Linked DNA regions of Homo sapiens: region 2 is linked to region 1. A link is an interaction called in ENCODE POLR2A ChIA-PET data of the cell type or tissue named here. Cell type or tissue: MCF 10A. All regions are shown on one strand. Each heading gives the region's core, and the rest is flanking DNA. Links, peaks and the distances in the headings are about the cores only.

Region 1 (15,326 bases), core at 6,922-10,921:
AGGTGCACACTTAACATGATTGGCTAATTTTTGTATTTTTTGTAAAGACGGGGTTTCACCATGTTGCCCAGGGTGGTCTCGAGCTCCTGAATTCAAGTGATCTGCCTGTCTCAGCCTCCCAAAGTAGTGGGATTTACAGGCATAAAGCACTGCGCCCAGCCTGGTACCTTTCTTTAAAAGGCCTTTTAGAAATAGAATCATTTGCCGAGCGCGGTGGCTCATGCCTGTAATCCCAGCACTTTGGGAGGCTGAGGCAGGTGGATCACCTGAGGTTGGGAGTTCGATACCAGCCTGACCAACATGGAGAAACCCCGTCTCTTCTAAAAATACAAACTTAGCTGGGCGTGGTGGCACATGCCTGTAATCCCAGCTACTCGAGAGGCTGAGTGAGGAGAATTGCTTGAACCCGGGAGGCGGAGGTTGTGGTGAGCTGAGATCGCGCCATTGCACTCCAGCCTGGGCAACAAGAGTGAAACTCTGTCTCAAAAAAAAAAAAAAAAAAAAGAAATAGAATCATTTCATACCAAGTTGTTAGTCTTGAAGCACTAAATTAAAAATGTTCTTGTGTTTTTGGTTCATGCTTTTAACATTGATAATTGTTAATGATAAACTTAATCAGTCTTCCTACTATATACCTTATGCTTGAAATCTTCTGCTTACTGTCCCTGTCTATATAATTTTGTTTGAGGTAGAAGTCTTTAAGGGCTCCTGCTAGTTTTTTTTTTTTGAGACAGAGTTTTGCTCTGTCACCCAGGCTGGAGTGCAGTGGTCCATTCTCGGCTCGCTGCAACCTCCACCTCCTGGGTTCAAGCAATTCTCCTGCCTCAGCCTCCCGAGTAGTCGGGACTATAGGCGCATGCCACCGTGCCCGGCTAATTTTTGTATTTTTAGTAGAGATGGGGTTTCACCATGTTGGCCAGGCTGGTCTCGAACTCCTGACCTCATGCTCTGCCCGCCTTGGCCTCCCAAAGTGCTGGGATTACAGGTGTGAGCCACTGTGCCCGGCTGGGCTTCTGCTAATTACTGAGTATATGAAATGTAGTAGATCAAATCTATTGCTTAACAGAAGTTACAGGACAAGCTATCCCCATTCCCCCACGTTTGTAAGGATGCACTGAGGAGGGGCCTCAGTGAGAGATGAAATGAAGTACAAACCCGTCTCTCCTCCCCATGATTAGGCACTGGCTCCAGACACAGAACACGCAGAGACCACAGTTTGGGAAGGTGTTTTGCTCCTAGCCCTTCGTGAAATTTAGAATCTAAGGTCTTTGTAGGACCAATGCTTTTTTTTTTTTTCTCCTTTTCTTACTTTTCCTAAAAATAGGGTCTTGCTATGTTGCCCAGGCTGGTCTTGAACTCCTGGCCTCAAGTGATCCTCCCATCTCAGCCCTGCAAAGAATTGGGATTATAGGCATGAGCCACTGCACCCAGTCTAGACCAATGCTTTTGAGGTTAGGACTCTCCATGAGTCCTGATGCTCAGGGAAGTCAGAGTGTGAGTGTGTGTGTGTGTGTGTGTGTGTGTGTGTGTGTGTGTGTGTAGGAGGGTACAGTTAGTGGTCTCCAGACTTGGAGGTAGTTGCCCTCAAGCCCAGGACTAAATGAGACACTGAGGGACAAACCTGATCCAGGTGAACCAAGGTATCCCGGGGACTAGCCCCTACCTAAAGATGCTAAACATGAGCATGTTCTGAACACACAGGTGCTGACTGTGTAGAGAAAAGGGTCAATGATAAGGAACTTGCTAGTGCCTAAGCACTGCCTGGGGTGAGAAAGACGCTGTTGTAAAAGACCCTGGGCAGCAGCCTAAGCCTCCTGAGGCCCAGGCATGTCCTTCCACATCAGCTGGCTGCCCTGAGAAGCTCTTCCAGCATAGGGTCTGAGATAAGAATCAGCACTCTGGCAGAGTCTATCCTCCGGCAGTAATTAACAAAGTAGCATCTGGCTTATTCATCAGTCTCTTCTGAGTCTGGTTGTCCTGAGTCAGCTTGGATATGGGGACTAGACCCTGGAACCCAGGGACCTGGCCAAGGGCTGTCTGTTTCTGTGTCGTCTTCATTTTGTCTTCAGCACCCGTAGACACCCGGAGGCACAGCTACACCCAGGGACTCATGATGTATTACAATCCAACGGCAAGGAAGGCACCACGATACCAGGTTTTGTCTACTATTTAAGGATCCGTGTGGGATTCCCAACAACACCCTTTGGAAGTCTGCAAACTTCTTTTAAAAACCAGAAGTGAAAATTTTGAGTCTGTCCCTAGAACTAAAAATAAACTTAGGCTAGTGTCCAGGAACGGGAAACAGTTTAATAAGTACTGGAGGACAGCCTCCACTGTTGCCTCTGCTCAATCCATCACTGCACTGAAGCCAGAGAGAGCACCCTTCAAGGCAGGCCTTGTTGGGCCACTCTCAGGCTTAGCCCTCTCCTGTGTGGAACCTACCCTCTTCTGTGGACCATGAGGTCCTTTCAGCTTCAGCTGCCTTTCAGCTTCAGGTCTCCTCTGCCAGTTTCCCACACTTGAATTCTGCACTCCTTTCTCTTCAGTGCGCCTTGCTGGTGCTTGTCTCTGGGCCTTGGCACATGCTGTTCCCTCTGCCCGCAGTATTTTCCCCCAACCCTTTTGCTTAGATAACTGCTGTTTGTATTTCAGATCTCAGCTGAAATTCTGACCCACAGACTCAATTAAATCTTTTTGCTGGAAATGTCCCTACTGTCATGAACACCCTCCTTCCCCCAACAACACTCAGCACATATTCCATTGCACTTACTGGTTTCAATACTGGCTCTCCATGTCCCCGCTGGCAGGGACTATCCGTCCCAACAAATGCCAAGTTTTTTTTTTTGTTTGTTTTTGTTTTTTTTCAGACGGAGTCTCGCTCTGTCGCCCAGGCTGGAGTGCAGTGGCGCAACCTTGGCTTACTGCAAGCTCCTCCTCCTGGGTTCACCCGCCATTCTCCTGCCTCAGCTTCCCAAGTAGCTGGGACTACAGGTGCCCGCCACCATGCCCCGCTAATTTTTGTATTTTTAGTAGAGACGGGGTTTCACTGTGCTAGCCAGGATGGTCTTGATTTCCTGACCTCGTGATCCACCCACCTCGGCCTCCCAAAGTGCTGGGATTACAGGCGTGAGCCACTGTGCCCAGCCGCAAAGTTTGTTTTTTAAAAAATCTTTCTTTTTTTTGAGACAGGGTCTCACTCTGTTGGCCAGGTTGAAGTGCAGTGGTATGATCATGGCTCACTGCAGTCTTGACTTCTGGAGGTCAGGTGATTCTCCCACCTCAGCCTCCCAAGTAGCTGGGACTACAGAGGTGCGCCACTACACACGGCTCATTTTTTTGTAGAGACAGGGTCTCACCATGTTGCCCAGGCTGTTCTTGAAACCCTGAGTTCAAGTGATTCGATCATCTCCTCGGCTTCTCCCAAAATGTTGGGATCATAAGCGTGAGGCACCATACTGGGCCTCAAACACATTTTTTTTGTTTTGAGATGGAGTCTCGCTCTGTCACCCAGGGTAGCACGATCTCAGCTCACTGCAACCTCCACCTCCCAGGTTCAAGCAATTCTTCTGTCTCAGCCTCCTGAGTAGCTGGGATTACAGGGGCACACCACCACGCCCAGCTAATTTTTGTATTTTTAGTAGAGATGGAGTTTGGCCACGTTGGCCAGGCTGGTCTCAAACTCCTGACCTCAGGTGATCCACCCGCCTTGGCCTCCTAAAGCGCTAAGATTACAGGCATGAGCAACATGCCTGGCCCTCAAACACATTCTTTTTTTCTTTTTTTTGGAGACAGAGTCTCACTCTGTTGCCTAGGCTGGAGTGCCGTGGCATGATCTCGGCTCACTGCAACCTCAGCCTCCCTGGTTCAAGCTTTTCTCCTGCCCAGCCTCCCGAGTAGCTGGGATTACAGGCGCCCATCACCATGCTTGGCTAATTTTTGTATTTTTAGTAGAGATGGGTTTTCACCATGTTGGCCAGGCTGGTCTCGAACTCCTGTTTCATGGGGTAATGGAGGACACTTGGCTTGTGCTTACTTTTTGGCTACTGTGGACAGTGCTGCTACAAACCTTCATGAAGAAGGTTTTTTTGTGTTTCTTTTTATATAAGGGCATAAAAATAAGGTTTCGTTTGTTTGTTTGTTTAGATGGTGTCTTGCTGTGTTACCAGGCTGGAGTTTGTAGTTACTCATAGGTGCAATCATAGCAAACTACAGCCTTGAATTCCTGGGCTCAAGTGTTCTTCCTGCCTCAGGCTTCTGAGTAGCTAGGACTACAGGCCTGTATCATGGAGTCTGGCATGTCTCATACAAGTTTTTGTTTCAGCACCTATTATCAATTTTTTTCTTTCTTTTATTTTCTTTTTTTCTTTTTTCTGTTTTTGAGAAAGGGTATCACTCTGTCACCCAGGTTGGAGTGCGGTGGTACAATCTCAGCTCACTGCAACCTTCCTCTCCCAGGTTCAAGCAATCCTCCCACCTGAGCCTCCCAAGCAGCTGGAACTACAGGCATGTGTCACCACACCCAGCTAGTTTTTTGTATTTTTTGTAGAGATGGGGTCTTGCCATATTGCCCAGGCTGGTCTTGAATTCCTGGACTTAAGCAATCTACCTGCCTTGGCCGCCCAAAGTGCTGGGATAACAGGCATGAGCCACTGTGCCTGGCCACCCATTATCAGTTCTTTTGGGTATATACGCAGGAGTGGAATTACTGGGTCATATAGTAATTCTATGTAACTGTTTGAAGAACTGCCAAACTTTCAACCCAGCAGTTACACCATTTACATTCTTACCATCAATGTATGAGGGTTCCAGTTTCTCCACATCCTCACCAACACTTGTAATTTCCTGTTGTTCTTATTATAGCTATCCTGGCAGTTATGAAGTGGTTTTGATTTGCATTTCCCTAATTTCCTTCAACTAATAACATTGAGCATATTTTCATGTGCTTGTCTAAGAGGTTTTTTTTTTTCTCTGAATATTCCTTTTTGGTAACATCTTATTCTAAACTTTTTTTTTTTTTTTTTTTTTAATAGAGATGGGGTCTTGCTATGTTGCTCAGGCTGGTCTCGAACTCCTGGGCTCAAGCCATCTGCCCACCTCAGCCTCCCAAAACGCTGGGATTACAGGCGTGAGCCACCTCACTCAGCCTTATTCTAAACTTTTTTTTTTTTTTTTTTGAGACAGAGTCTTGCTCTGTCACTCAGGCTGGAGTGCAGTGGCACAATCTTGGCTCACTGCCACCTCTGCCTCCCGGGCTTAAGCGATTCTCCTGCCTCAGCCTCCTGAGTAGCTGGGACTACAGACATGCACCACCACTCTGGGCTAATTTTTGTTTTTTTAGTACAGATGGAGTTTCACCATGTTGGCCAGGCTGGTCTCGAACTCCTGACTGTAAATGATCCACCCACCTCGGCTTCCCAAAGTGCTGGGATTACAGGCATGTGCCACCATGCCCAGCCTTATTCTAAACTTTTTATGGTTACAGTATCTTCTCAGTTTACCTGAGAATACTGATATATACATGTGTATAAAATGGTATATATATGAACACACATATATATACCATTGTAAACATTTAATGACATATCTTTTTCTTCGTTTTGACCTCTGTTATGTTATAGGCTTTCCTCAAATGTTTGGTGACTCTTAGTTGTCATTTATATTTCAAAGTAGAGTCCTCAAAAGCTCATTGGAAGCTCTGTGCCTGTAGGTGAGAAGTCTCAACTGTGGGATTCTGTGTTGGGTGATCTGGCTGGGCTCCACTTTGGGGTACTTCCATTGTCAGGATCTTTGGGTCTTTCTTCTTGTGCTAATCATGTTTTCCAGAGAGAATGTGAGGTCTTGGCTACCATGATCTCGGGAAGGATGTCTGGGGGTCTCATTCATTAAGCAAACTTTCACTTACTCCACCTGTTTTTAGTACAGTATTCCTTCCCTGAACTGTGCCTAGTGATCTCTAACTAAGAGGCCTTCTGTTTCACCCTCTCCAGAGAACAAAGCTCCAGTCTTGGGGGATGGGTGTGAAAAGGGATCTAGGGATCCACTTGCTTCTTTAAAAGACTTTCACTTGCTCTTCTTGTTTATTACTCCTGCCTTCACCCCCTAACTCTACACTTACTTGGTGCTGCCCATTCCTGAGCCTTTTGTTCTGTGATATAACCTGTGCTGCATAATATTTCAGCCTTTCCCCTGCCAGTTTAGGGTTTGGCTTTCTTGGATCTGCTAAGTTACAGTTGCCCATTTGCTTCCCAGCTTCCAACATTTTGTTGCCATTGTCTCCTTTCCCATTCCATTTTTTTTTTTTTTGGTAGCCCAGGCTGGAGTACAGTGGGGTGATCTCAGCTCACTGCAACCTCCACCTCCCAGGTTCAAGTGATTCTCCTGCCTCAGCCTCCCGAGTAGCTGGGATTACAGGCGCTCGCCACCATGTATGGCTAATTTTTTTTTTTTTTTTTTTTTTTTTATTTTTAGTAGAGACAAGGTTTCAACATGTTGGCCAGGCTGGTTTTGAACTCTTGACCTCAAGTGAACTGCCACCTCAGCCTCCCAAAGTGCTAGGATTACAGGCATGCACCATGGTGCCCTGCCTCCTTTGCCATTCTTTATCCCAACAGTTTAATGCCCAACCCCACCCCCTCAAAAAAATCCCTGTAACTGTCATTTCACTGGGATTTTGGGAGAAAGCAGAGGCAAGAGTCTACATCCAACCACTCAATGTCACCACCGTCTAGCACCATTGTCTATCTCAAGTTCTTAGTATATTGCTTAATCCATAGTAAGTGCCCAATAAATATTTGTTGATTTAGGGTCAGTCCTCTATATCTGTGGTTTCTGCAGCTATGGATTCAACCAACTGCTGATAAAAAAAAATTTGGAATAAAATAGGCTGGGCACAGTGGCTTATGCCTGTAATCACAGCACTTTGGGAGGCCAAGGTGGGCAGATCACTCGAGGTCAGGAATTCAAGACCAGCCTGGCCAACATGGCAAAACCCCGTCTCTACTAAAATCACAAAAATTAGCCAGGCGTGTTAGTCGGTACCTGTAATCCCAGCTACACAGGAGGCTGAAGCATGAATAATTGCTTGAACCTGGGAGGTGGAGGTTGTAGTGCGCAGCAATCATGCCACTGGGTGACAGAATGAGACTCCGTCTCAAAAAAAAAAATTATTTGGAAAAAACAATAAAAAATAAGCTGGATGTGGTGGCTCATGCCTGTAATCCCAGCACTTTGGGAGGCTGAAGTGGGAGGACTGCTGAGACCAGAAGTTTGAGACCAGCCTGGGCAACATAATGAGACCCCATCTCCAAAAAAAAAGAAAGAAAAAACAATTTAGCCAGGCATGGTGGTGGCATGCCTGTAGTCCCAGTTACTTAGAAGGCTGAGACAGGAGGATTGCTTAAGTCTAGGGGGTCGAGGTTACAGTGAGCTATGATTGTACCACTGTACTCCAGCCTGGATGACAGAGTGAAAAGTCTATTTTAAAAACAAACAAAACAAAACAAAACAGAAAAACAGGTGGGGCACGGTGGCTCACATCTGTAATCCCAGCCCTTTGGGAGGCTGAGGTGGGTAGATCACTTGAGGCCAGTAGTTTGAGATCTGCCTGGCCAACATGGTGAAACCCTGTCTCTACTAAAAATGCCAAAATTAGCTGGGCGTGGTGGTCCCAGCTGCTCGGGAGGCTGAGGTGGGAGAATCGCTTGAGGTGGAGGTTGCTGTAAGCAGAGATCTCACCACAGCGCTCCAGCCTGGGTGATGAGCAAGACTCTGTCTCAGAAAACACACACACAAAAAACCCCCAAACAACACACACACGCACACACAAAAATATAGATAAAAAGTAATACAGTAGAACAATTATTTAAAGTATACGAGAAGATGTGTGTAGGTTATATGTAAATACTACACCATTTTATATAAAGGATTTGAGAGCATCTTCAGATTTTGGTATTTGAGGGGGTCCTGAAAACAAGCTCCCTCTCTTGCCCCCATACAGAAGGACAACAGTATTAGAGTCACTGTCCTTCCTATCTTTGAAAAAGTTGAGGGCTGGGCATGGTCAGTCACACCTGTAATCCCAGCAATTTGGGAGGCTGAGGCAGGAGGATCCCCTGAGCCCGGGAGTTCGAGATCAGCCTGGGCAACACAGTGAGGCCCTATCTCTACAAAAATAATGATGATGAAAATAATAAATAACTTTTTTTTAAAAAAAGAAAAAGTAGGAACCTGGGCTCTGCCCACCAATGAACTGTGTGACCTTGGACAAGCTACTTCCAGTCTGCAGCCTTAGTCTCTTCTTCTGTAAAATAGAAATAACAACGATACGTTCTTCAAGCGCCTTGCTCAGTGCCTAGAACATGGCAAGCTCTCGGTATTTGTGGTTGTGGAAGGGTTCAATATCAAAGCGACACTTCTTAGTCAGTGTTTTACTTAGCTTAAAATTAGCCTTCACACTTGAATTGTAAATTGGTCCCTAATTAATGCCCTTCGGGGCAAAATCTGTGTTTAACCTTACTTTATGCGTAGACAGAGCTAGCAAAGCTTTTCAGCTGAGAGGAGAGGAACATGTCAGTCGCCTGGGTCAGGCCGGCGGGGACAACCTGCAGTGGGGCGGCTCCTCACCCTGCCCCGCCCGCCCCTGGCCTCGGAACCGGTTTGTTCCAGGCGCCCAGCGTGAGAACACAGGCACTTACCCACCTCTCGTCGGCCCAATAGTCTGAGTCAAGCCCACCCTGGCCACGCACCGTTCCCGGCACCCGGGTGGCGCAGCCCGTCTCTGTCTTTACCGAGAAGCTCCCCACCCTATGCGTCGAGGACCCCACTTTCTTCAAAGGAGAACCTGAGGCAGCGTCTGGGAAAGCAACTCCATGGCCTCCAGGTCCACCTCGACCCTTTCCTCAGCCCCAAGACCCCGCTGCCTGAACCCCATCGCCCCGCGTGCCGGGATCGCCAGCGCCCACCAGCGGCTCCCGCCCCGGCTCTAGGCGCAGGTGGGGGCGGGGCCAGGGCGGGGCCTGAGGAGCCGGCGCCCCGCCTCGCCCCGCCCCTCCCCGAGGCCCGCGGCGCCGCCGCCTCCACCTCGCTCGAGCCGCGGAGCGCCTCCGAGCGGCCGGCTGCGGCCTGGCTCCGCCTCTCCCGGCCCGGCGCGCCCGCTCCCGCCTCCTTCCCTCTCCTGGCTCCCACCTCCCTCCCTTTCCGCTGCCGAGGCGGCGGGAGCCGAGCCCGAGCGGACCGAGCCGCAGCCGCAGCCGGGCGGCGGGCGAGAGGCGGCGGCGGCGGGCGGGCCGCGGGCAGTCAGTCGGGCGGCGGCGGCGGCGGCGGCGGCGGCGATGCGGCGGCCCCGCTGAGTCCGCCCGCTCCTGGCGCCGGGAGCCAGCCGCGCGAGGCGGCCCGGGCCGGGCGGCAGCATGCGGAGCGGCGAGGAGCTGGACGGCTTCGAGGGCGAGGCCTCGAGCACCTCCATGATCTCGGGCGCCAGCAGCCCGTACCAGCCCACCACCGAGCCGGTGAGCCAGCGCCGCGGGCTGGCCGGCCTGCGCTGCGACCCCGACTACCTGCGCGGCGCGCTCGGCCGCCTCAAGGTCGCCCAAGTGGTAGGTGCCGGGCGGGGCCCCAGGTGCCCGAGGGCGGCCTAGCCGCACGCCTCCCTCCCCGCCCCGCTGCGGGGCCTCCGCCGCGTACCCGCTTGCCCAGGCCGGAGCCCGCTCCTCGCGCCCCCTCTCCCTCGTGGGGTCCCGGGACCACTCTGCAGCCTTCTCTGGGGACCCCGCCTTCGGCCAGAGCCTGCCCTTCCCAGGCCGGCAGCCTCAGGTGTGCGCCTCCTACCTGAGCACCTGCCTTCGGGCCTACCTGTCCGCTCCGCCCTCGCTCCCGGGAGTCTGTGGCGTTACTGGGCTGGGTGCTGCTGGGAATCCTGCTGTCTCCTGGGTACAGCTGGTCTTAGCAACCTGTGGCAGGTTTTCCCGGCCCGCGCAACCTCCGGACGGTGCCTGTTTCTGCCTGCGGAGACGAGGGACTGTGGTTTGGTTCCCACTTGATGTCTAGCTGGGTGCCAGGCGTATATGGTAGGCGCTTAGTAAGTATTTGCTGGATGGAGGCAGGTAGCCCTGATGCAGTGGAGGAGCCCAGATATGCCCACAATTCTCTACACTGCAGAGGTTTGTGTCCTTCTAACCAAGAAGACAGACTTGGCATCCCGGAATCCACCGCCCAGCACGGTGGCTGGCACTGCCCAATTGGTACCCAGAGTTAAATCTGGGAGGGCAGCCAGTTTTGGAGGTAGCAGAAACAGAGAACTTTCTGTTGGACTTGTCTGTAGTAGAGCTCATTTCTCAGGGTCCTGTGTTTTAGCTTCCAGGGTGTTCTGGGCAGGGGCCTCTCAGCTCTGTTCCTGCTTTGTGGTTTTGTAACATGCCTCTGCGGGCAATTGCTTAGCTCTGTTGTGGGCATGCTCTAATTCAGAAAAACCCGTGTGTCCCCCCAACATTCTCTGTCACAGGTAGGCCTTCTGAGGCCACCGGCCTCAAAACTTTATAGACTTCTCATAGCCAGAGAAGCCACTTGTTCTTGTTCTCTCTCTCTCTCTTTTTTGAGACCGGGTCTCTGTCGCCCAGGGTGGAGTGCACTGGTGCGATCGTGGCTCACTGCAGGTTCGACCTCCCAGGCTCAAGCGATCTTCTCACCTCAGCTTCCCGAGTAGCTGGGACTACAAGCACGTTCCACCATGCCGGGTTAATTTTTGTATTTTTAGTAGAGATGGGGTTTCACCATGTTGCCCAGACTGGTCTCCAACTACTGGGCTCAAGCGATCACCCCTCCTTGGTTTCCCAAAGTGCTGGGATTACAGGCATGAGCCACCGTGCCAGGCCTGGTCCTCCTTTTCCTACTTGAGTGCATAAGCATTCCTTGGGAATAATATAATGTGTGGATACCCTTTAAATAAATGTCCTGGCGTTTGTAAATGACAGAATCATAGGCTATTTTATGTCTCTCTTGGGTGAAAGGCTTGTTCTGCTGACTGCCAGAGGGTATTTTTGAAGGGCTTTATGGAAAGAAAAATGGATCAGATAATCTGTCTTCAGAATTTTAAATTTACCTTATCTGGTAAACTGGAATGTTTTCAAAGATGCATTGGTTTTTAGTTTGGCGTTGCTGTTAGCAAAGAGAATGTAGGAGGTGAAGGGAGGTGTGCAATTGCCTTTTTTTTTTTTTTTTTTTTTTGAGATGGAGTCTAGCTCTGTCGCCCAGGCTGGAGTGCAGTGACACAATCTTGGCTCACTGCCACCTCTGCCTCCCGGGTTCAAGCGATTCTCCTGCCTCAGCCTCCCGAGTAGCTGGGATTACAGGCGCCCACCACCACGCCCAGCTAATTTTTGTAATTTTAGTAGAGACGGGGTTTTGCTGTGTTGGCCTGGCCAGGCTGGTCTCGAACTCCTTACCTTATGATCCGCCCACCTCGGCCTCCCAAAGTGCTGGGATTACAAGCGTGAGCCACCACACCCTGCCTGCAATTGCCTTTTAAAAGAGGCAGCTAGCCAATGTTTGAGTATGGGGTGCCAGCAGCCCGTACAGATAATTAGAAATGAATAAGAAAAGAGCAGGGCTTGGTCAAATACCTTGCTTTGTTTGCACTGTGGGAGTTTGAAAGTAAATAGAACTTGTCCCTAAAAGGATCTAGTAAAAGAATTGAAATCTAGTTTGTAGACTGTTAGTTATTACTGCATTGCTAGGAGTTTATCACCTAAGTCCAGGGATGGAAGCCTGTGGCATTTATCATTACTTTTTGGTAAGGTACTGTTTTGTTGTAGCGTTGTTCTTTTCTTTTTTTCTTTTCTTTTCTCTTTTCTCTTTCTCTCCCTCGCGCTCTCTCCCTCTCTCTTTCTTCTCACTCTTTCTTTTTCTTTCTTTTTTAAACACTGGGTCTAACTCTGTTACCCAGGCTGGAGTGCAGTGGCACAATCTTGGCTCACTGCAACCTCCGCCACCTGGGCTCAAGAGACCCACCCACCTCAGCCTCCCAAGTAGCTGGGACCACAGACGCACACCACCATGCCCAGCTAATTTTTTGTATTTTTGGTAGAGACGGGGTTTCACTATGTTGCCCAGGCTGGTCTCGAACTCCTGAGCTCAGGTCATCTGCCCGCCTCGGCCTCCCAATGTGCCTGGATTACAGACGTGAGCCACCACGCCTGGCCTAGATTTGTACTTTTCATCCGGAAGAACTTTTGGGCCTAGCCCCCAGAATCTCGCCTAACTCTGTTGTTTGTTAATCTCTAGAACTTAAACTCTGAGAGGTTATATGTGGGTGAGTAAAGGAAAGGGACCTGCTTGAAGGGTATGGCAACTTCAAATGGTTTTGGTGTAGTTGGCTTCCCAGCCTTGATGAAAATCCCACAAAACTCCAAGAAATTGGACTCTAAATTTAAACTGAAAAGAAAATAAGAAGTCATTATGAAGATACTTCTGAGATGTTACAAAACTCAGAATCCATCAAGAAATATGAGTAAGTTCTAACTCTGCGGTTTGGAGAAAAATTTGACTTTTAAAAATCAGGAAGCTGAGGTGGGGGGACTGCTTGAGCCTAGGAGTTCAAGGTCACAGGGAGCTATTATGGTGCCTCGGAGTAGCCACTGTGCTCCAGCTTGGGCAACGTAGCAAGATCCCATGTCTAAAAATAAATTTAGTGGTGTGTATGTTTTTTTTTTCTTTGTGTTAGACTTTTGTTCTTGATGCCCAGGATGGAGTGCAATGGCACCATCTCAGCTAACTGCAATCTCCGCCTCCTGGGTTCAAGCAATTCTCCAGCCTCAGCCTCCCGAGTAGCTGGGATTACTGGCGCCTGCCACCATGCCTGGCTAATTTTTGTATTTTTAGTGGAGACGGGGTTTCGTCATGTTGGCTAGGCTGGTCTCAAACTTCTGACGTTAGGTGATCCACCCGCCTCAGTCTCCCAAAGTGCTGGGATTATAGGCGTGAGCTACTGCGACTGGCCATAAATTTAGTTTTTTTAGATTTTTTTTTTTTTTTGAGATGGAGTCTTGCTCTGTCACCCAGGCTGCAGTGCAGTGGCAAGATCTTGGCTCACTGCAGCCTCCACCTCCCAGGTTCAAGTGATTCTCCTGCCTCAGCCTCCCAGGTAGCTGGGATTACAGGCGCCCACTAGCACGCCCGGCTAAGTTTTCTATTTTTTAGTAGAGATGGGGTTTCCCCATGTTGGCCAGGCTGGTCTTGAACTCCTGACCTCAAGTGATCTGCCCATCTTGGTCTCCCAAAGTGTTGGGGTTACAGGCGTGAGCCCCTGCGTTGGGCTGTAGACTTTTTGGTGGTGTTTTTTGTGGCCTATTGCAACCTGTAGATCCTTGCTATTCCAAGTTTGGCCTTAGGCCAGCAGCATTGCCATCACCTAAGGGCTTGTTAGAAATGCAGAATCAGTGGCCTTACCCCAGAACTTCTGAGTCATCTGCATTTAAACAAGATTCCCCAGGTGATCCACGTGTACATTAAAGTTTGAGACTTACCTTTCTATATCCTTTCAGTGTTAACCTTGCAACAGGCCGGGCTCACGCCTGTAATGCCAGCACTTTGGGAGTCCGAGGTGGCTGGATCACTTGAGGTCAGGAGTTCAAGACTAGCCTGGCCACCATGGTGAAACCACATCTCTACAAAAATACAAAAAATTAGCCAGGCATATAGCGAGTGCCTGTAATCCCAGATACTCCAGAGGCTGAGGCAGGAGAAGCGCTTGAACCTGGGAGGCAGAGGTTGCAGTGAGCTGAGATTGTGCCCTTGCATTCCAGCCTGAGTGACAGAGCAAGACTCCATCTCAAAAAAAAAAACAACAAAACCTCACACAGGTGCTAGCAACCAGCTTTCGATAAATAGTCAACCTTAAAGCTGAGATTTTTCGGTAAAATGAGACTGCCAATACCTCCCTCAAAGGATTAAGAAAATGAAATAATATGTGTAAGTTAGTACCTACCGTATTAGGTATCTAACTGATGTGCAATAAATGTTAGCTGTCATAGTGCTAACAATGCCTGTCTCTAAAGAAACTGTGTGAAAATATCACCAAAAACATAATTATGTGTTTGAATTAAAGATAGTTTAATTCCTTATGATTTAAGTTAAATTGGTATTTTTAATGGAATGTGATTGGATACTAAAGCTAATCTGAAACATTATGAAAAAATTAAACGGTGCAGTTGCATAGATTTTATCTTTTCTTTTTCTTTTTGAGACAAGGTCCTGCTCTGTGCCCAGGCTGGAGTGCAGTGGTACAATCATAGGTTACTGCAGCCTCGACCTCCTGGGCTCAGGTGATCCTTCCACCTCAGCCCTCCAACTAGCTGGGACTACAGGTGTATGCCACTATGCCTAGCTAATTTTTAAATTTTTTGTAGAGATAGGGTCTCCCTGTGTTGCCCAGGTTGGTTTCAAACTCGTGAGCTCAAGCAATCCTTCCTCTTCGGCTTCCCAAAGTGCTGAGATTACAGGCATGAGTCACTTACCTCCGCCTATATCTTTTCAAAATGAAACCTGTACGTATCTCTTAGTTGGGGAGAATGTCTAGTGTGGTTAAACAACTGATTTAAATTATCTTCTTCCTCCTTGTGTGAATTTTTTTTTTAAATGAATAAAGACAGTCTAATGAGACTGTGTTGCCCAGGTTGGTCGCAAACTGGGATTACAGGCGTGAGCCACCGCACCTGATCCACATCCCTTTCTTGAGCCCTTCCCATGCCTAGATGACTTTCTGACAATGTATTTGTATAGGACTTTTTAATAACAAAAGATGGGTAATAGGAATTTTTTTTTTAAGACAGATTTTTGTTCTGTCACTGCAGGCTGGAATGCAGTGGCATGATCATAGCTCACTGTAACCTCGAACTTCTGGGCTCAAGGGAGCCTCCTGCCTCAGCCTCCTGAATAGCCAGGACTACAGGCATGTGCCACTATGCCCTGCTATTTTTTTTTTTATTTTTGTAGAGACGAGGTCTTGCTATGTTGCCTCAAACTAGAGGCTAATCTCGAACTCCTGAGCTCAAGCAATCCTGCTGTTTTGGTCTCCCAAAGTGCTGGGATTACAGGTGTGAGCCACTGCGCCTGGCCTGGAAATGTTTAAATGCAAATTTTAGCTCAGCTGATTTTGATGTCTCTTAATCTCATCGAATCTGGGTTCCTCAGTTGTACAGTATGGGTAGTAATGACTAATTGACCATTTTAGGAATTGTAAGAATTAAGAGGTTAATGTTTGATAGTTGCTTTCTTACGTAACTCAAAAACAAATGTGAGTATTTGCACTTCAGGGGTGGGTAATGGCATCTCTT
Region 2 (15,326 bases), core at 4,671-8,670, 58 kb after region 1:
GCTGGAGTGCAGTGACGCAATCTCAGTTCACTGCAACCTCCGCCTCCCAGGTTCAAGTGATTCTCTTGCCTCAGCCTCCCAAGTAGTTGGGATTACAGGCGCCTGCCACCATGCCCAGATAATTTTTGTATTTTTAGTAGAGACTGGGTTTCACCATGTTGGCCAGGCTGGTCTCAAACTCCTGACCTCAGGTGATCCGCCTACCTTGGCCTCCCAAAGTGCTGGGATTACAGGCATGAGCCACCGTGCCCGGCCAATTTTGACAAGGATTGGGAGATCACTGTCTGCATGCCATGCTGGTCTGTACCCTCACCATCAGTGTGGAAAATGGCCTGATTTGACATTTTCTCACCAGTATGGGATATCACTTTATAATTTTTATGAATCGAGTAGATGAAAAGGGTACCTCAGTTTGCATTTCTCTTGTTGGAAGTGAAGTTGAGCATCTGTTGATGTGTTTATTGGTCATTCCCCTCCCCCGCCCTGGGTCTGGAACATTGCAGGCTGCTGTGGCAGGGAAGGAGCATGGTGGAACTGTCTGTAGTTCCAAAAGGCTGCTGCCAAGGGTCACGACAGGGGTCTACCCCACTCACACCTCATTGTCCAAACCTAGCAGTAGGTACAGGTTTTGAGGAGCTTAAGACTCATGATTTTGGAAAAAGAAAGACAAAAACACAAGACAGGTACAATAGTGAATATTGTTTTAAAATAAGAAACACACTAAATGACAAAGGGGGGGCCTTCTTTTGACATCCAACAGGAAACAATAAATTACAAATTTAAAAAGCATTTTCTTTCTGTTTTTGTTTTGGCCTCCACTGCAATAGATCCTTCGTAGATTTGAACTTCAGTATGATCAGTAATTCTGAAAAAGTATACAAAGTCTACCTGACATTTCGGTGTACACAAGTGCAGTTCAGATTTTAGGTTGCCACTACATTGTTTCGAGCAACGTCATGTCATTATACGGTCAATATGTTCTGAGGCCCCATTCACTGGTTTATTGATGAACATGTGTAGGAGTTTGTCACTGAACACTTGTTTCTTCATGCTGTTTCAGTGAGTTGGAAGCAATTTTGTGTGCCATTTTATTTGGGATTGTCAGACTTTGTCAATTTAAAATTCATCAGCTGTATCAAGATGCGATCTGGTACATTGGGAGACATAAAACTCCAAACTCCTGCACAGAAGTACTTGGCTGTTGGCCGGGGGCGGTGGCTCACACCTGTAATCCTAGCACTTTGGGAGGCCAAGGTGGGTGGATCACCTGGGGTCAGGAGTTTGAGACCAGCCTGGCCAACATGATGAAACCCCGTCTCTACTAAAAATACAAAAACTAGCTGGGTGTGGTGGTGGGCACCTGTAATCCCAGCTACTTGGGAGGCTGAGACAGGAGAATCGCTTGAACCCGGAAGGCAGAGGTTGCGGTGAGCCGAGATCATGCCATTGCACTCCAGCCTGGGCTGCAAGAGCGAAACTCCATATCAAAATAATAATAATAATAAAAATAAGAAGTACTTGCTGTTTATAGTACTGCCACAGTTTTGTGCCCTACACACCCTGGAATTCTGATAAATTCTATTTCATGTGGCTCCCATCAAAAAAGGGAGAAAACGTTTAGTGCATTTATAGTTGCATACACTACATTACTGAGTATTTTCCTGATAAGACACAACTCTCATTTAGGCACTGATGACAATAGAATTCTGTACTTACAATTTTATGCATTTGATGATCTGAAGAATTTCCCACAGACAAGCTTCTGGCTCCGTATGTTTCAAACCCTATTTCTCCTCTACTACCCACATATTTCTAGTTGGTCATCATAGGACAGTTTATCTCATGAAGTTTGGGGTCTGTTCCATTGTCATAATGTCAGATGAGCCTGTGCAGTGGTGTCAGAGCATATGTGAAAGCCATTCCTCCACTGGGAGTGCTACGGTAGCTTAACCACACGTGGAACCGGCAGCTAAACCCAAATTTAATGTATCCCTCACTCAACTTCCAGTTAGCTGAATGCCAAAAATGCCCACTGTGGCTGGGTGCAGTGGCTCATGCCTGTAATCCCAGTACTTTGCAGGGCTGAGGTGGGTGGATCACTTGAGGTCAGGAGTTTGAGACCAGCCTGACCAACATGACGAAACCCTGTCTCTACTAAAAGTACAAAAATTAGCCGGCCTTGGTGGCAGGTGCCTGTAATCCCAGCTACTCAGGAGGCTGAAGCAGGACAATCACTTGAACCCGGGAAGCAGAGGTTGCACTTGCCAAGATCTCACCACTGCATTCCAGCCTGGGCGACAGAGACTCTGGCAACAAACGAAACAAAACCAAAAATTGCTATTTCATTATTGCCTGGCACAAGAAGCTGTGACAGAAAGTTAGAGTGGAAGGATGACTATTATGGTAACTTCATCAGCCAGTCCTCTCTCTTTCCTTCTCTTCCTGCTTTTAGATGCTGCCAATCATAATTTGCCACAGTTGTGGAAATCTGACAACCTGTTAATATCAATTCTGGTTTTGTTTGTTCGTTTGTTTGTTTTGGTGATGAAGTCTCCCTTCGTCACCCAGGCTGGAGTGCAGTGGCGCGATCTCGGCTCATTGCAAACTCTACCTCCAGGGTTCAAGTGATTTTCATGCCTCAGCCTCCTGCCTAGCTGGGATTACAGGCATGTGCCACCACACCCAGCTAATTTTTTGTATTTTTAGTAGAGACAGGGGTTTCACTGTGTTGGTCAGGCTGGTCTGGAATTCCTGGCCTCAAGTGATCCAACTCCCTTGGCCTCCCAAAGTGCTGGGATTACAGGTGTGAGCCACTGTACCTGGCCCAGTTTACTTATCAAATATTAAAATATTTACTCTGGTCAGTTTGTAGTTGCCACCTGGAAAGGACTCTCTCCAAGGGCATCCATAATCGCATGATTAGTAAACAAAAAAGTTTTTTCTTATATACATCTTTTTGGACATCTCTGTATAATTTGTTCACGTGACATTTGCTCACTTCAAGGTTGTTATAAGTTGAACTATTTTTGACTCTTTGGTTCCCTTGAAGTTGTTGGCTTCTAGTATCACTTTATCTGAGCCCTTCTTGGTCAATAGGTAGTTTTTATTTCAGCAGTGATTAGATTTCACTGTGCTAGAGAAAATGTTGACATTTTGCTGTGTCCAATGTCAGACAAAAAAATGTTTTGCTTGTAACAGCAGAGTATTAGAAACCATCTAAATGCCTATCAATAGGGGATCAATTAAATTGTGGTTGTGTATAGAGGTGTATATGTGTGTATTTATGTATCTGTCTATGTAATTACATATGAATACATGTAATTATTAAAAGTAACATCTATATGTGGACATACCTGTGGAAACACTATTTAGCAGAAAAAGTGGGCTGGAAAATAAGATATATAATAGGTATTTTATGGTTTAAATAGGTGTAGGTTATAACATGTTATTTTCTTATTTTGTATATAGCATTTTGTCATTTGTAGAGCCCTTTTACATATATTTTTGTTTGGATTTTGAACACAGTGACCATTTGAGATTTGGAAAGGAGGCAGGTATAATTTTATGGGTGAGAAGCTAATAGGGAAATAACATAGTGGGGCAGTAAGAACTGGAGAGACTGAGAATCAAATCTTGGCTATTACATCCTGGCACCGCTTCTTGCTATCTATATGTCACAGAACCTTAATTTCCTTATCTGTAAAATGGGGCTAATATCTACCTCATAAGGTTGTACTGGGGAACTAAATGATAAAAAACAAGAAGTGCCTATAAGGTGTTTGATTTGTATGTACCTGTAATCAATGAGTAATGAGTAGAATATTAATGTTTTATAACAACAAGAGTTTTCCCTCCCTGATATATTATTTATTGCTGCATAACTAATTACCTTAAAACTTTGTGACTTAAAACAAGACATCTTAGGCGGGCCACAGTGGCTGAGACCAGTAATCCCAGTGCTTTGGGAGGCTGAGGCGGGAGGATCTCTTGAGGCCAGGAGTTTGAGACCAGCCTGTGTGAGACCCTGTCTCTACAAAATAAAGAATTATCTGGGCATGGTGGTGTGCCCCTGTAGTTCCAGCTACTCGAAAGTTTGAGGTAGGAGGGTCACTTGAGTCTAGGAGTTCAAGGTTGCAGTGAGCTATGATTGCATCACTGCACCCCCTGGGTGACAGAGGAAGACCCTGTCTTAAAAAAGCAAACAAACAAGAATCAGATCTTTCTTTTCTTTTCATTTCTGTGTGTCAGGAATTTGGGGGGTGGCTTTGCTCTGGTTCTCTCAGGAGGTTGCAGTCAAGCTTTTGGCTAGGGCTATGTCATCTGAAGGCTTGCCTGGGGCTGGAGGACCTATGTCTAAGACGGCTTGTTCAACATGGCTGTTGGCAGGAGGCTTTAGTTCTTGGCACCTATACCTCTCCATAGGGCTGCTTGAGTACCCTCAAGACATGGCAGCTGGTTTTTCCCCATCATGAGTGGTCTAAGAGAGAGCAAGGCAGGAACCATGCTAACTTTTCTGACTGAGCCTGTGCAGTCACACACCTGTGAAGTCATTTCTGCAAGGTAATAGGTCAGCCCTATTCATTGTTGCAAGGGTCTTGTCACTCTCCTCCTGGCTTCTGCCCTTGTCCTCACTGTAGTCTGTTCTCCGCAAAGTAGCTGGTGGCCCTTTTAAGACCCAAAGGAGATCCTGCCACTCTCTGGTGCTTCCATCACACTCAGAGTGAGAGCCGCATACCTCACTGCACCCAAGCGCTCTTTGGGTCTGACCTCCCTCCTGTGATTCTCCCTAGGGGCCACCTGACCCCCTTCCCAGGGATCTCACCTTGCTCCCCACTCTGCCTCCAGTGCTCTTTCTCCAGACAGCTGTCCCTTATATGTTCGGCAACTCTGTCTCAAATAGCACCCTCCAGGGACACTCTGTCTAAACTTTATTTATTTTTATTATTTTTTTTGAGACAGAGTCTCACTCTATCACCCAGGCTGGAGTGCAGTGTAGTGGCGCGATCTCAGCTCACTGCAACCTCCGCCCCCAGGCTCAAGCAGTTCTCTTGTTTCAGCCTCCGGAGTAGCTGGGATTACAGGCGTGCGCCACCATGCCCAGTTAGTGGTTTCACCATGTTGGCCAGGCTGATCTCGAACTCCTGACCTCATGTGATCCACCCGCCTCGGCCTCCCATAGTGCTGGGATTACAGCTGTGAGCCACTGCGCCTGCCCTAAACTTTATTTTATGTTAAAATTTTTTTAGAGTCTCACTCTGTCACCCAAGCAGGAGTGCAGTGGCACAGTCTCCACTCACTGCAACTTCCGCCTCCCAGGTTCAAGGGATTCTCATGCATTAGCCTCCCTGGTAGCTGGGATTACAGGTGTGCAGCACCACATCTGGCTAATTTTTGTATTTTTAGTAGAGACAAAGTTTTGTCATGTTGGCCATGCTGGTCTGGAATTCCTGGCCTCAAGCGATCCACCCACCTCAGCCTTTTGATGTGCTGGGATTACAGGCATGTGCTACCATGCCCAGCTACTTTTTGTATTTTTAGTAGAGACAGGATTTCGCCATGTTGGCCAGGCTGGTATGGAACTCCTGGCCTCAAGCAATCCACCCGCCTCAACCTCCTGAAGTGCTGTACTCCCAAAGGGATTACAGGCATGAGCCACTCTTCCTGGTCTCTGTGTCTAAACTTTCGAACACCTTTGCCCCAGCTATGCTTTGTTCACCTTCCCTGCTTCCATTTTTCTCCTTCGTTCTTATCACTAACTCACTCTTTTTAAATGTAATTTAAAAAAAAACAACTCCTTTATTAGACTGTGAGCTAAGAGCAGGAGTTTTTGTCTGTTTTGTTCACTGCCACAACAAATGGTCTATTAGATTTGCATATCCGTGAAGCCATTTTTATGTTAATATTTAAGAATGTAGGTGTTACCTTCCCACACAAATATGGTTGAAGTTAGCATACCAGAAACATTTGTAACTCATCAGTACAGTGTGTTATTTCTTGCCCAAGATTACTAGATCTGATTACTGGGGTGAAAAAAAGGGGAAAGTTTAGGAGTTTCCCTTATGTGAACTATTTCTTTTGTGAATTGATTGCAAGTTAGGCATGTAATTCAGATGGAGAATTAAAGTCTATGGTGCAGTAGAGAATTATAAGAAGAGCTATTAGGAGAAGCACAGTGTGTATATTTAAAGACCCATATCTTTTGTGTTATTGACAAGTAAAAATCTCTATATTTACTGTGTACAGCATGATGTTTCTAAATGTGTATACAATGTGGAATGGCTCAATCCAGTGAGGTAACGTGCATTATCTCACATACTTACCTTTGTTTTTTTTTTTTGTGGTGAGAACATTTAAAATCTACTCTGTTTGTTTGTTTGCTTTTGTTTTTGTTTTTTTTGAGATGGAGTCTCACTCTGTCGCCCAGGCTAGAGTGCAGTGGCACGATCTCAGCTCACTGCAACCTCCGCCTCCCGGGTTTCAAGTGATTCTCCTGCCTCAGCCTCCCAAGTAGCTAGGATTACAGGCGCCCACCACCATGTCCATCTAATTTTTGTATTTTTAGTAGAGACGGGGTTTCACCGTGTTAATCAGGCTGGTCTCGAACTCCTGACCTCAGGTGATCCACCTGCCTCAGCCTCCCAAAGTGCTGGGATTACAGGCATGAGCCACCACACCCAGCCTAAAATCTCCTCTCAACAATACAATGCAATACATTGTTGTTGACTAAGTCACCATGTTGTACAATAGATCTCTTGAACTTATTCTTCCTGTCTAACTGAAATTTTGTATCCTTTGACCAAGAAGACCCATGTCTTTAATGTGTTGACTTAGAAAAGACCACATATTGTTAGGAAAGAGGTTCTGTGTAGAAGTATTGACAATGGGAAAGGCAGAACCACTCTTCCATTCGCCTGAAGACACTGACCAGGCAACCAGGAATTGTAGATGTGGGTTTTCTAATGGCTCATTCAGCCCCCATCTGCCAGCTATGTGAAAGTTACTGTGCTTGGTGCCTTGGGGGTAGATGGGGATGGACTACCCTGCCCCCTAAAAGCTCCGGAGGCAGAGGCTGCAAGATGGTAAGGATAGAATGCAATCACAGATGAACCAGCTTTCCTGGGAGAGGGTGGGATAAGCTGATGTCTGGCAGGGAGAAGCAGTCAGGGAAGACATGGGGAGGAGGTGGCGGCATCATCAAGTGGAGCATTGGAAAGCATGAGTAGGACTTTCAGCAGGTGGAGAAAGGCCCCAGAACAGCCCGTGCCTTGGATGCTGCTGGCATTTTAATCATCTGAAGATCTCATCAGAAAGCAGATTCTGATTCTGTAGTTCAAGGGGAGGAAGCAGAGATTCTGCATTTCCCACAAGCTCTAAAGGACAAGTCTCTAGAGGACCACAGAGCTGCCTGCCTCTGCTTCCTTGACTTTTGAGGTGGAGGCCAGCCTGGAAGCAGCGGCATAGGCTTCAGATGCCACTGAACTGGGCGGAGCGGGAGCCTGAGACTGATCTGGCTTTAGGTGCTCGAAACCTTTCTTTGATCACAGGGCCATTAACTCCGCCTTTGGGCCTCCTCCTTCTCCTGAAATCCCCCTTTAAAAGTTCACTTGGTAATTTCTATCAATATCTATTTGATTTTATGATCTATGAACTCTTAGGACATATTGCCAGAATGGTACTTTGGTCCTTCAGAAAAAAATTTATTCTTTTTTTTTGAGATGGAATTTCGTTCTTGTTGCCCAGGCTAGAGTGCAATGGCGCGATCTCAGCTTACTGCAACCTCTACCTCCCAGGTTCATGCGATTCTCCTGCCTCAGCCTCCTGAGTAGCTGGGATTACAAGCATGCGCCACCACACCCGGCTGATTTTGTATTTTTAGTAGAGAGGGGGTTTCTCCATGTTGGTCAGGCTGGTCTTGAACTCCAGACCTCCGGTGATCTGCCAACCTTGGCCTCCCAAAGTACTGGGATTACAGGCATGAGCCCCCGTGCCCAGCCTAGAAATTTATTCTATTATTGGTAGATTTCTTAATGTTTTTTAATAAGCTGCCATCTTGTTGTGATCAAGTTCAAAAAATATATTTTTTAAAACCATATGAATTAATTAGGTGCGCCTCTTGTTCCCACCTAATTGGGGGAAAAGGAGATTATACCAATCATTGTTTTAAAGCCGTCAGGAGTCCCAGTTAACCTGTGTGACTTTAGCAGGAGCCACCAAGGTAACTGCAGATGGCACAAGTCAGACACCATCAGAATTCTGCTCTCCCAGTGTTTGGGATAATTGTGGTAGAGACCATGAATTAGAAACACACATAGGCAACACCCACTTACTTATTGGTGGCAGGAGAAGACCTAGAAACATTGTAGAGATGTTTCTGCTTCCTCCCAAGGGCCAGCAGTTTACACCCGGGGGCCACATCACACCAGATTGATTTCAGTGTATGTGGTGGGGCCTTCACTGTTTACATTAGTAATTTGATCCTTCCATTAAGACCCCTGCACCTATTCTTTAGGTAAGAATTGAAGCAGGTCTGATTTCCGACAGTTACACTGCTGTCCCAGAGGAAAACTCAGTGGCAGTATGTTGTTGTTCAGTGTTATATAAGCATGGCAGGTACGTATGTCCGCAGATGTATACTAAACATATACGTACATATATGTTTCCAATTTTCTTCCTAGATCTTGGCCCTGATTGCATTCATCTGCATAGAGACCATCATGGCATGCTCCCCGTGTGAAGGCCTCTACTTTTTTGAGTTTGTGAGCTGCAGTGCGTTTGTGGTGACTGGCGTCTTGCTGATTATGTTCAGTCTCAACCTGCACATGAGGATCCCCCAGATCAACTGGAATCTGACAGTGAGTACAAGCGGCCACTCTGGCCATGAAAGGATCACGTGCCTGTTGGCTCCAAGGAAAAGCTGGAATCTCTCCAGGTCATGTTTGGTTCTAGTTCATTTTGATCCTTAAATATTCTATTATAATTCAACTGTGAAATTTTAAATTTCTTTACTGGGTTAAGTAAAACTACAAAATAAACTGAATCTTAACTAATGGGAGAAACATCATAACAATTATTTTGGCCACCTTAAAGATGTCATTTCAATTTTGCAATCATCTGAGAAGACTGGTCATGTTGATATTTGGAGAATATGGGAAATAAAATACAGTGTAGACATTTACATACTTTTCAGACTGGACCTAAAAGCCATTTATAAAAATATTGATTCTGGAAGAATTGAAAATATGAATGAAAATGCCAGTAACTTACAGAGCCTAGGAATATTATTAAATTCAAAGCAACTAGGAGGACCTGGGGGGGTTTGGTGGTTTGATCAGAAAGTCTTGAGTGGAAACCTGCCCCTTCTCCCCATGGTTTGGGTTCTTAGCTCTGTTTGGCCACCCTTGTTAATCAGATGGGAAGCACAGGGCTGGTCAGTCCTAGACCCCCTTTCCTAGACTGTGTCCTTACTGTGCTGAATGAGAAGAGGATTTTAATATCATTTGGTTTTCTTGATATTTATTTACAAATTAGCATGTGCAAGAGCTCAAAGGGAGTCAGTCAGGGAGATCCACGTAAGCACAGTCGGCTGCCTCACACTGCTGTGCCTGTGGGATGAGAACGCCGTGGGCACCTCAGCTGCTGAGGGGGAAGCAGGAGGAGAGCGCCTCAGACCAGCTACCCTTGCCTGAGATTGGGAGCCACACAGAAGCCACACGTGGCTCTGTCTGTGTTTGGCTGCTGCTGGGCCCATGAGAAAGTGTGGGCCCCAAGGAGGAGGCTGGAGCTGCCACCTCCCTGTCAGGGCTGCTCTCCTGGTGTGCCCTGGGTGGGGAAGGTCCTCCTTACAGGTGCTCTCTGGGTTGTCCTAACCAGCACAGACTCCTAAAGGAGGAAAAAAGGAGAGTTGCTGATCTAGAAAAGTAGATATCAGTTGAAAACTTAGCTGTTTTTTGTCTTAGCACTGGAAGCTGAGAAAAATGTGGTGGTATTTTAAATTTAAGCTCTAAAACCTCAAGATAACTAGAAGCATTTTGTCTGAGTTTTTGTGACAGGTTGTAATGTCTCAACTATTTTTAAAATGAGGTTTATGTTATCCATAAGAAAATGCTTACAGAGCATGTAGTAGACTGTTTAAGAGAACTTTGCAAACCTCCCCCAGTTAAAATGCTCATACTATGGATGCAGGGTCAAGGTCAAGGTCAGCATCTTGTTCATTGCTATCCTACTTGCCTAGTGTTCCTGAGGCCTGTCAATAAATACTTGTTGAGTAAGGGGCTGGGCTGTGAAACCCTGCGGGAGGACCTGTTTGACAAAGAAGCAGCTGCTGGAAAGGTTAAGACTATAGGCATTGAGTCAGACAGACCGAGCTGGGTTCAAGTCCAAGGTAGCTGCTGAAACAGGCTGTGCATGACCCTGGGCTAGTCACTGAGAGCCCTACATTGGTGAAGTGTCAGCACTGGTAAAGTGGAGATAATAATTTTTTTTTTTGCAGGGTTTTTTTTTAAGTATAAAATGAGGTAATGGGTGTAAAGGCATCTGGTAAGGCCTCAAACCAGTGGGCGCTGTGGCCAGTGCAGCAATGTTCATCTCACCTGAGTAAGAGGTGTCCTGGCACGCTGCTGTTATGTTACCCACACTGTTCCCCTGTTTACTTCCACCAGGTTTGACTTGACCCCCTTAATTCTGTTTTGTCCATTTATCTGACAGCCATTAACCTGTTAAAAGACTTCATGCTTCAGATTTCTTACTAATTTATACCAGCGTTTATCCCCAGAAATACCTACTTTTTGTTGTTTTTGGGTTTTTTTTTTTGTTTTTTTGAGACAGAGTCTTGCTCTGTTGCCCAGGCTGGAGTGCAGTGGCGTGATCTCGGCTCAATGAAACCTCCGCCTCCCGGGTTCAAGCGATTCTCCTGCCTCACCCTCCCTAGTAGCTGAGATTATGGGCATGTACCACCATGCCCAGCTAATTTTTGTATTTTTAGTAGAGATGGGGTTTCACCATCTTGGCCAGGCTGGTTTCAAACACCTGACCTCAGGTGATCCACCCACCTCAGCCTCCCAAAGTGCTGGGATTACAGGTGTGAGCCACCACACCCAGCCCAGAAATACCTATTTAGTGAGCTTTCTGGAATTCTGCTTTTTCTATTTTAATCATGAAAGATTTTCCACTTGTTGACTACCACACTACCATGTCACCGGTCATGTTGAGGTGCATCTCTCCCCAGGGAAGTTGATACTCGTTCTTTTCCTCTGGGTGGTGGTGGCCTGGGCCTGTGGTTGGGTGTTGGTGATGTGGTCACTTGAGAACACGATCCTGTTCTTTGGGATCCGTTCTAGACTTTCCACTCTTTTGGAGCAGATAAAGGCTGTGTGTTTGCCCAACAAAAGGGCATATACCTTACATGAACTTGAGGAGATGGTACCTTTTTTTTTTTTTTTTGAGATGGGGTCTTGCTCTGTCGCCCAGGCTGGAGTGCAGTGGTGCGATCTCGGCTCACTGCAACCTTTGCCTCCCGGGTTCAAGTGATTTTCCTGTCTCAGCCTCCTGAGTAGCTGGGATTACAGGCATGTGCCACCGTGCCCAGCTAATTTTTGTATTTTTAATAGAGACGAGGTTTCGCCACGTTGGCCAGACTGTTCTCCAACTCCTGATCTTAGGTGATCTGCCCACCTCAGCCTCCCAAAGTGCTGAGGTTACAGGCGTGAGCCACTGCACCCTGCCAAGATGGTATCTATTAAAGGCAGCTCATGTCCAGTGTTCTCTGAGAGGGGTGAAAAAGTGAGCTCCTCACGGCCGATCTCAGCTCATCAACTCGCTACAGAAGGGTTGGCCTTGGCTGTGTTGTGTTTCTGTAACAAGGTGGTGGGAGTATTGGGAGTATTTTTGTCTCCAGCAGAGCCAGCCTGATGGTTAAAATAGGGTGTGATTGGTATAGATTTAAAAACACAGGTCATTCCAGGAGCCCAGGTTGACATAAATATGGATGAGAAATGATAAATAAGGAGGACAGTGCATAATTTTCTACAAGCATAATTTGATGGAATTTGAATGATTCTGTTAATGTCAAGTTTTTGGTTTGGGTTTATTTTTGGATGGATTGTGGGACTTTGATATATATATATATTTATATATATATATTTATATATATATATATTTATATATATATATTTTGAAACGGAGTTTCGCTCTTGTTGCCCAGGCTGGAATGCAGTGGCACAATCTTGGCTCAACGCAACCTCCACCTCCCAGGTTCAAACGATTCTCCTGCCTCAGCCTCCCGAGTAGCTGGGATTACAGGCATGTGCCACCACACCCGGCTAATTTTTTTGTATTTTTAGTAGAGAGGGGGTTTCTCCATGTTGGTCAGACTGGTCTTGGACTCCCAACCTCAGGTGACCTGCCCGCCTCAGCCTCCCAAAGTGCTGGGATTACAGGCGTGACCCACCGTGCCTGGCGATATTTGTTTTTCTCTGTGTCCTAGGAGCTCATACACTCACATGTTCCACCCCTGTTTACTTTGATTAGTGCCACGGGGCTCCTCCTTTCCTCCCCTTCCCTTCTGGGATGTGGCGCTATCTAAAAGGCGTGTCTGATCCTCCCCCATCCCAAAAGCCTGCCAGTGGCTCCCACTCAACTGGCCCCAGAGCCCAGGGCCAGCTCAGCCCCACTTCCCAGAAGAGGAGGTCTGCACTTGCCTTCTCTACTTCCCCCTCTCCTAATCTCACTTTTCTAATCTCTTATTGTCAAATTCTGAAAAAATTATGAAAGTAAATATGGAGTTTAATATACAGCCACCACCTGGGTCAATAAATAGGAGATTGTCAACACCCCAAAAGCTTCCCATGTGTATTTTCCAGCTAAACACACCCCCTGCCCCTTCCCCCAGTCCACCATCCTGACTATGTGGTGGTCTTCCGCAATTCATCTTCAGCCCACTCCAGTCTGGCAGCATTGAAAGTCCCCTGGTCAGGAGCCTGGGACGGGGCCTCCGTGTTCCTAGATCCTCTGGTTGCTCTTGGGTTCTCACCCCACTCAACATCCTGGTGGTGTCTGCTATGGGGCACTCTGTCCTTCCTGCCATACTCTCTCACCTTGCATCCTGGGCCCCCACACTGTCCTGTTTTTCTTCTTCCGCTTTGGTCACCCTTTCTTAGTGGGCTCTGTGGCCCTGGAGGCCTCTTAGGCCTCTATCTCAGAACCCAGGCTGGGTGCTGTGGTGGGTTGAGAACAGTTGGCAGTTACCCACAGGGGCCACTGGCTGAGCCCTGAGCCCTAGGGCGTGACTCGTCTTGTGTTTTTTTATTTTATTTTATTTTATTTTATTTTTTTATTGATCATTCTTGGGTGTTTCTCGCAGAGGGGGATTTGGCAGGGTCATAGGACAATAGTGGAGGGAAGGTCAGCAGATACACAAGTGAACAAAGGTCTCTGGTTTTCCTACGCAGAGGACCCTGTGGCCTTCCGCAGTGTTTGTGTCCCTGGGTACTTGAGATTAGGGAGTGGTGATGACTCTTAAGGAGCATGTTGCCTTCAAGCATCTGTTTAACAAAGCACATCTTGCACCGCCCTTAATCCATTTAACCCTGAGTGGACACAGCACATGTTTCAGAGAGCACAGGGTTGGGGGTAAGGTCATAGATCAACAGGATCCCAAGGCAGAAGAATTTTTCTTAGTACAGAACAAAATGAAAAGTCTCCCAAGTCTACTTCTTTCTACACAGACACAGCAACCATCCGATTTCTCAGTCTTTTCCCCACCTTTCCCCCTTTTCTATTCCACAACACTGCCATTGTCATCATGGCCCGTTCTCAATGAGCTGTTGGGTACACCTCCCTGACGGGGTGGTGGCCGGGCAGAGGGGCTCCTCACTTCCCAGTAGGGGCGGCCGGGCAGAGGCGCCCCTCACCTCCCGGACGGGGCGGCTGGCCGGGCGGGGGCTGACCCCCCACCTCCCTCCCGGACCGGGCGGCTGGCCGGGCGGGGGGCTGACCCCCCACCTCCCTCCTGGACGGGGCGGCTGGCCGGGCGGGGGGCTGACCCCCCACCTCCCTCCCGGACAGGGCGGCTGGCCGGGCGGGGGCTGACCCCCACCTCCCTCCCGGACGGGGTGGCTGCCGGGCAGAGACGCTCCTCACTTCCCAGATGGGGTGGCTGCTGGGTGGAGGGGCTCCTCACTTCTCAGATGGGGTGGCCGCCGGGCGGAGGGGCTCCTCACTTCTCAGATGGGGCGGCCGCCGGGCGGAGGGTCTCCTCACTTCTCAGACGGGGCAGCTGGGCAGAGACGCTCCTCACCTCCCAGATGGGGTCGCGGCCAGGCAGAGGCGCTCCTCACATCCCAGACGGGGCGGCGGGGCAGAGGCGCTCCCCACATCTCAGACGATGGGCGGCCGGGCAGAGACGCTCCTCACTTCCTAGATGGGATGGCGGCCGGGCAGAGATGCTCCTCACTTTCCAGACTGGGCAGCCAGGCAGAGGGGCTCCTCACATCCCAGACGATGGGCGGCCGGGCAGAGGCTGCAATCTCAGCACTTTGGGAGGCCAAGGCTGGCGGCTGGGAGGTGGAGGTTGTAGCGAGCCGAGATCACGCCACTGCACTCCAGCCTGGGCACCATTGAGCACTGAGTGAACGAGACTCCGTCTGCAATCCCGGCACCTCGGGAGGCCGAGGCTGGCGGATCACTCGCGGTTAGGAGCTGGAGACCAGCCCGGCCAACACAGCAAAACCCCGTCTCCACCAAAAAATACGAAAACCAGTCAGGCGTGGCGGCGCGCGCCTGCAATCCCAGGCACTCGGCAGGCTGAGGCAGGAGAATCAGGCAGGGAGGTTGCATTGAGCCCAGATGGCAGCAGTACAGTCCAGCTTCGGCTCGGCATCAGAGGGAGACCGTGGAAAGAGAGGGAGAGGGAGACTGTGGGGAGAGGGAGAGGGAGGGGGGAGGGGGAGGGTGAGGGGGAGGGGGAGAGGGAGAGGGAAAGTCTTGTGTTTTTTTTTTTCTGACACCAAATACATTTTCCACACCAAGCTGTTCTGTAATCCTTTGACACTGACTGGGTGTTTAACAATTCCGTTCAATTCTGACACTAACTCTCGGAGTTAGCACAGATCCCACAGACGAGGGCCCAGTCCCACAAGATGGCCCCACTTTAGACACCAGCTGCAAAAGGGGTGCCCAGGCACTTCTGTCTGGCTGAGTACAGATTCGATGGTTTCCACCACCCCTCAGGTTCAGTCATTTTCTGCAGTGACTCACAGGACTCAGGAAGGGGCTTTACTTAAACAATTACTGATATGTTTTAAACGATACAACTCAGGAACAGCCACATG

Evidence for each region. Peaks named below come from ENCODE experiments on the same cell type or tissue, not always from the same donor. Only the 100,000 strongest peaks of a DNase experiment are listed, where the experiment ranks them.
Region 2: POLR2A ChIA-PET joins it to region 1 with 5 read pairs; 6 of 35 experiments call an interaction of 5 or more read pairs at or near these places.

Annotation. Positions count from the first base shown.
Region 1 is chr16:66,690,607-66,705,932 of GRCh38, reverse strand. It overlaps CMTM4 (CKLF like MARVEL transmembrane domain containing 4), which reads left to right and starts at 9,190. Exons shown (of 4, transcript NM_181521.3): 1 at 9,190-9,593. The coding sequence starts at 9,408. RefSeq lists silencers at 8,548-8,627, 8,658-8,717, 8,958-9,297, 9,388-9,677 and enhancers at 9,148-9,987, 12,246-12,925, 12,926-13,605, 13,606-14,285. In MCF 10A, for the core only: a CTCF peak has its summit at 8,952; a DNase peak (open chromatin) is centred at 9,132.
Region 2 is chr16:66,629,931-66,645,256 of GRCh38, reverse strand. It overlaps CMTM4 (CKLF like MARVEL transmembrane domain containing 4), which reads left to right. Exons shown (of 4, transcript NM_181521.3): 2 at 8,676-8,852. Among named protein-coding and RNA genes, the nearest start is that of CMTM3, 33 kb to the right of the region's middle. RefSeq lists a silencer at 1,347-1,525. In MCF 10A, for the core only: no CTCF peak of the experiment used is centred there; no DNase peak of the experiment used is centred there.